Regions from separate parts of the Homo sapiens genome. Here region 1 is linked to region 2. Evidence: chromatin loops called from intact Hi-C (ENCODE). Cell type or tissue: breast epithelium. All regions are shown on one strand. Each heading gives the region's core, and the rest is flanking DNA. Links, peaks and the distances in the headings are about the cores only.

Region 1 (2,927 bases), core at 236-2,735, 940 kb after region 2:
ATCCTCTCCCCTTTGCAGGGCTTGGGAAGTCTTGGTTGCTTTGACCACATCACCCTGGAGTGTATCAAAACTATGGAGCTGCCTGCAGGACCATTTACCTAAACACCACCATGCAGCCATTGATAATGTAAACAGATTTTATGTTGTTTTGCCTGTTGCATTTTGGAAGGTCAGGCACAAGATCCCAAATCTGGGAATTCCCCAAATCTATCTTCTCAGTTGAAAGGTCTCCTTACTCTATCAGCATTAATATCAATCTAGGTCCCTGCAGAACCATTTATTTTAACCTACTGATTGAACTTCTGTTTCTTTCAGGGTGATGCAGTATTTGGTATTTTACCATATTAAATATTCTTCCTTTGATGGTTTAAAACACCATGCTGAGTACTCTGAGCTTCGCTCTAAATCTGTAAAACTCAGCTTGTTAAATTCACAGAAAATTCTTTCTTCTTTCTTCTACAAAGCCTGGCTCTTATGCATCAAGATATATTACAACTTTGAGATTTAAGAAAAACTTTACAAAATTACACAGGCTTCCTTGTAATAAAATGCATCAACCATCCTATTAAAAACAATGTACACAGGAATAAATCACTTTTGACTAAATGGTACAGGAAGAACTGCAGTGAAAGGAATTGCTGAAAATCTTTCAGGTTTTACTGAGCAGAATATGATCTAGTTAATTTTTCACCATAGGTTGAATTATTAGCCACAATTCTCCCCCCTCTGAGGTAGGAGGATGCATCCACAACCTTGCCTTGGCGTCATGGAAGCAGAGTACACTTCCCCAATTCAATAAACTTGTCTTATCCAGTGGAATAAGGTAAGTTGCACCTTGTTATTTCTAAGCCCATGTCTTAAAAGAAATTAAGTATTTAGTCTAGATCAACTGACACATGGATACATAAGAAATAAATGCTAATTTTTGTATGCCACTGGAATTTTGAAATGTTTGTTAGGCAGCAGTAGCTGACTGATACTATGTGGAATACACAACTAGGTGTTTTGTTTTTCTTGTATTGCATCAACTAGTGGAGATTTAAAAGCAAAAGAAACTTAAGGAAATCATGATTTCTTTAACAAGAGATTTCTTACCTCTTAGTGAAATATTCACATGGTCCCTCAAAGGTGTATGCAGAGGAGCCACTATAGTCATCTGATCAAATCTTTCATTAAATGTGGAGATGCTCTTCTTTAAGGTTTTAGAAAAGTTCATATGGTCTCTGCTTCCAACACCTAGTCCAAGCTATCATCTTTTCCAGCTGGACTAATGAAGTAGCCTCTATACCCACCTCCTGGAATACTCCCTTACTGCAACCTATTCCTCTCTAATCTGTTCCTCATCCTAATATATTCAATGCAAATATGACCATATTGTTCTACAGCTTAAAATCCTTCAGTGCTTTCTCATTTGTTTCAGGAGAAAAGCCAAACAGTTCAATATGTCCTTTAAGGATCAACATAATCTGTTCCCATTCTATCTCTACAGCCTCAGTTTTTGATTTTAGCATCGGTCTGTGTATCTTAGCCAGAAGAATTACTTTCAGATTATTGGAAGAGATCTTGCTTTTTTTTTTGGTAACTCATAGCCTTCCTTATTACTACTCACAGTCTTCTTGCCTAGCTGCCAGTGAGTTTTGCAATCCCGTGTTGAGAGTATGTTTTCCACTGCCAACTAGTTACTCTGGTTTCTTGTTGAAATCAGAGCCCAAGGCTTTGATTGGAGGGAGGTTATCTAGGGATCATTCCAGGAGGAACCGTAGGGTTGGAGAAAATGAGAGGAGAAAAGCAGAAGATGAGGTGTGCTATGGACCTAATTGTGTACCCTTTAAACTCATATGTTGAACCTCTAACCCCCAATATGATGTTATTTGGAGATGGGGCCTTTGGGAGGTAATAAGGGTTAGATGAGATCAAGTAGGTGAAGCCTTCCTGATGGGAAGAGCATACTTATAATAGCTTTCATCCCCTTCTGTGCTTATGAAAAATATATTTACCCATCGATTCAATCTTTTTTTTTTTTTTTCGAGGTGGAGTTTCACTCTTGTTGCCCAGGCTAGAATGTAATGGCACGATTTCGGCTCACCGCAGCCTCCGCCTCCCAGGTTCAAGCCATTCTCCTGCCTCAGCCTCTTGAGTAGCTAGGATTACAGGCATGCACCACCATGCCCGGCAAATTTTGTGTTTTTAGTAGAGATGGGGTTTCTCCATGTTGGTCAGGCTGGTCTTGAACTCCTGACCTCAGGTGATCCACCTGCCTCGGCCTCCCAAAGTGCTGGGATTACAGGCGTGAACCACCGAATTCAGCCATCAATTCCATCTTTACATTTCACCTTCCTTGCTACCTCATTCCCCTTTCTTCTAGTTAAAATTATGCCTTTGTGATAACTTCCATTACTTGTTATAATAGTTTAAGAAATTCTTATCCATATTTCCCTCATCAGCCTGAAAGCTACTTGACAGAGTAAACACTATATCTTATATGTTCAGTGCATACTAATCCAATAAATATTAATTAAATAAAATAAGAAATAAATATTGATATATCTATTTATATAGTTTTAACCTAAAAGTATAGCTTATATGGTATTTTGAGGCAAGAAAAATAATTTGCTCATACATATTTAATTTACATTAAACAAAAATATCAAATCTCACTATATTGAACTTCTGTGATTTTGACTTTGGTAACTAAATATTATAATTTGCTATTGAGTAGTTACATGCTAAATAATTTATAAATTGTGCAATGTTTCATAGGAAAGTAATCAGTAATGCAAAATAAGAGAATATAAGATCAATAAGGCACTCAGCTTCAGACCCCTGGAAGAAGACAAAGAATAATGTCATGACTGTACATGTTTAAGTATAGAAAGTTTATTCTAAGTGATATTTACCAGCTGCTCTTCTGATCTGAAAATTAGAAT
Region 2 (2,927 bases), core at 300-2,799:
TGTTGATTTCTTCAAAGGAAAGGCTCGTTTTTGATTCCCTATATTGCCCTGTCCAGTGCTGTGCAGGTAAAAATAGGTGTTTGCCGAATTTAATCATCTCTTATACCTGTGTTACAGCTTTCAAAGCCCTTGTTTCAAAGCACTTTTTTTTTTTTTTTTTTTTTTGAGACGGATTTTTGCCCTGTCACCCAGGCTAGAGTGCAATGGCGTGATCTCGGCTCACTGCAACATCTGCCTTCTGGGTTCAAATGATTCTTCTGCCTCAGCCTCCCGAGTAGGTGGGACACTGGCGTCCGCCACCATGCCCAGCTGTTTTTTGTATTTTTAGTAAAGACAGCATTTCACCATGTTGGTCAGGCTGGTCTCGAACTCCTGACATCATGATCCCCCTGCCTCGGCCTCCCAAAGAGCTGGGATTACGGGCGTGAGCCACCACACCCGGCCTCAAAGCACATTATTTCATTTGATCCTCATATCAGCACTGAAGGTGGACATAGCAGAGTATATTTTTATCAGGTTCTCACAGATGAGGAAATCAAGCCTTGGAAAGGTTAACAGAATATAACTGAAGGCACAGGGAAAGTGCTGGCTCATGCAGAAGCGGAGTCGGAGCGGTCTGATTCATTCTCCCATGTCATTTCAAACCACGATTGCTCAGACAATATTGCCCTAGGCACATTGCGTATTATAAATTATTAACCTAAAGGATTATTATTAAAATATCCTCCACAGAGTCACCAGATAGACATATCTAAAATTTAAATCTGTTTACTTGCTACATTAAAAAACAACTCCTTGCTGCCTGTAAGATAAAGTCCAATTTATTTTTTGACATGACATAGAAAACACTCCTGGTTTTGAGCTTTATCTGACTTTTAACAAACTCTCTGCCCACTTTATTCTTACTCTAATCTCCAGCAGCTAAAATCCGCTAAGAAGGAACCATCCGTGCTCTGCCTGTGCTGTGCGTCGTGGAGAGTAACCTGACCCCTCTATCCTCATGCCAACCTCACACTCTACCTTAAAGAAGTCCAACTCATATTTTATGATTCGCCGTGCAAATCATCTTCTTCAGGAAGCTTTTCCTGAGTCCCTACAATTAAACTTGGTGCCCGTTTGCCTAGATAGGACTGTTCTCCAAATGTCTCATGCTCCCCTTCATTTCCTGCACCCAGCACAATCTGGAAACCTTATCACTAGTTCCCAAGAAAGGGCTATGAACAGAAGGGACACCTGCTGAAGCCAAAGCATCTATTTTTTGATGTGAGTGTTGTCCTAATTGCCTAGGATAGTTGCCCAGAATCAGAGTGGACTAGCATGAGTGAGAGATCAGTTCCAGTTGCATAAACCACGGAGACTTTGTTCATCACTTAAGGATAAGTGATGATCCTAATACTTGATCCTAATAGTGGTACAGTGATAAATGAATAAATAGCCCTAAGATACAGGGCACTGAAATAGTGGCTGGGCCAGGGATGAAGGAAACTAGTAAGCAAGCTGGGAGAATGATATTTAGCAGTGAGATATTCGGTAAAGCTCTTGCCTCTTAGTAGAACTTGTGATAACTTGGTAGGCCGATTTCATGTCTTAAGAGTTTCTATAAGAACTTTAAAGTAGTTTTTTCCAATTCTGTGAAGAAAGTCATTGGTAGCTTGATGGGGATGGCATTGAATCTATAAATTACCTTGGGCAGTGTGGCCATTTTCAAGATATTGATTCTTCCTACCCATGAGCATGGAATGTTCTTCCATTTCTTTGTATCCTCTTTTATTTCATTGAGCAGTGGTTTGTAGTTGTCCTTGAAGAGGTCCTTCACGTCCCTTGTAAGTTGGATTCCTAGGTATTTTATTCTGTTTGAAGCAATTGTGAATGGGAGTTCACTCATGCCATCCCATTACTGGGTATATACCCAAAGGACTATAAATCATGCTGCTATAAAGACACATGCACACGTATGTTTATTGCAGCACTATTCACAATAGCAAAGACTTGGAACCAATCCAAATGTCCAACAATGATAGACTGGATTAAGAAAATGTGGCACATATACACCATGGAATACTATGCAGCCATAAAAAATGATGAGTTCATGTCCTTTGTAGGGACATGGATGAAATTGGAAATCATCATTCTCAGTAAAGTATCACAAGGACAAAAAAACCAAACACCGCATGTTCTCACTCATAGGTGGGAATTGAACAATGAGAACACATGGACACAGGAAGGGGAACATCACACTCTGGGGACTGTTGTGGGGTGGGGGGAGGGGGGAGGGGGGGAGGGATAGCATTAGGAGATATACCTAATGCTAAATGATGAGTTAATGGGTGCAGCATAGCAGCATGGCACATGTATACATATGTAACTAACCTGCACATTGTGCACATGTACCCTAAAACTTAAAGTATAATAATAATAAAATTAAAAAAAAAAAGAGTTTCTTGATTGTATGGACAAATGTGAAATTTAAAAATAAGAGGCTCTATTCTCCCTGTTGAAAATGGGCAATTGTCCTTCCTGTTTTTTAGGGCATATAACTTTAGAAAACTTTCGGTTGTAAGCACTTCCTCCTCTCTTTGAAATGTAAATAATTCTTCTGAAAACCAGATAGGTCTTTTGTCAGCTTTAAGACCCTAAAATGCCTTTCTCAAGGACTCATGAACCGTGCCTTTGACATGTAAATCTGAAGGGAGATGCACCCCCATCTCCTAGTTTCTGTAACAGAGAGGGTGCCTAACTTCAGGTGCTACTTCTCTCCAACTTGCAAAACTGTCTCTTGTCATAAAGATACAAGAAGTTTGTTTTTCCTCTGCATAAAGCCAATTAGCCAACACAAATGGTTACCCCAGTTACAAGGATGAGGCATGTGTGACAAACAGTGCTGTCAAGTTCTCTCGCTTGAGACCAGTAATTGTTTACCTTGAGAA

The links. Hi-C counts contacts between places; a loop is a spot of excess contacts. Peaks named below come from ENCODE experiments on the same cell type or tissue, not always from the same donor. Only the 100,000 strongest peaks of a DNase experiment are listed, where the experiment ranks them.
Region 1: it touches region 2 in a loop (25-fold over the local background); 1 of 110 quality-filtered maps calls a loop at or near these places.

What each region holds. Positions count from the first base shown.
Region 1 is chr18:68,768,354-68,771,280 of GRCh38, reverse strand. It overlaps a transcript of CCDC102B not described here. Among named protein-coding and RNA genes, the nearest start is that of CCDC102B, 28 kb to the left of the region's middle. In breast epithelium, for the core only: no CTCF peak of the experiment used is centred there; a DNase peak (open chromatin) is centred at 1,660; H3K27ac peaks cover 427 bases.
Region 2 is chr18:69,706,022-69,708,948 of GRCh38, reverse strand. All of the region lies in intron 5 of DOK6 (docking protein 6), which reads right to left. Among named protein-coding and RNA genes, the nearest start is that of CD226, 240 kb to the left of the region's middle. RefSeq lists an enhancer at 2,312-2,927. In breast epithelium, for the core only: no CTCF peak of the experiment used is centred there; no DNase peak of the experiment used is centred there.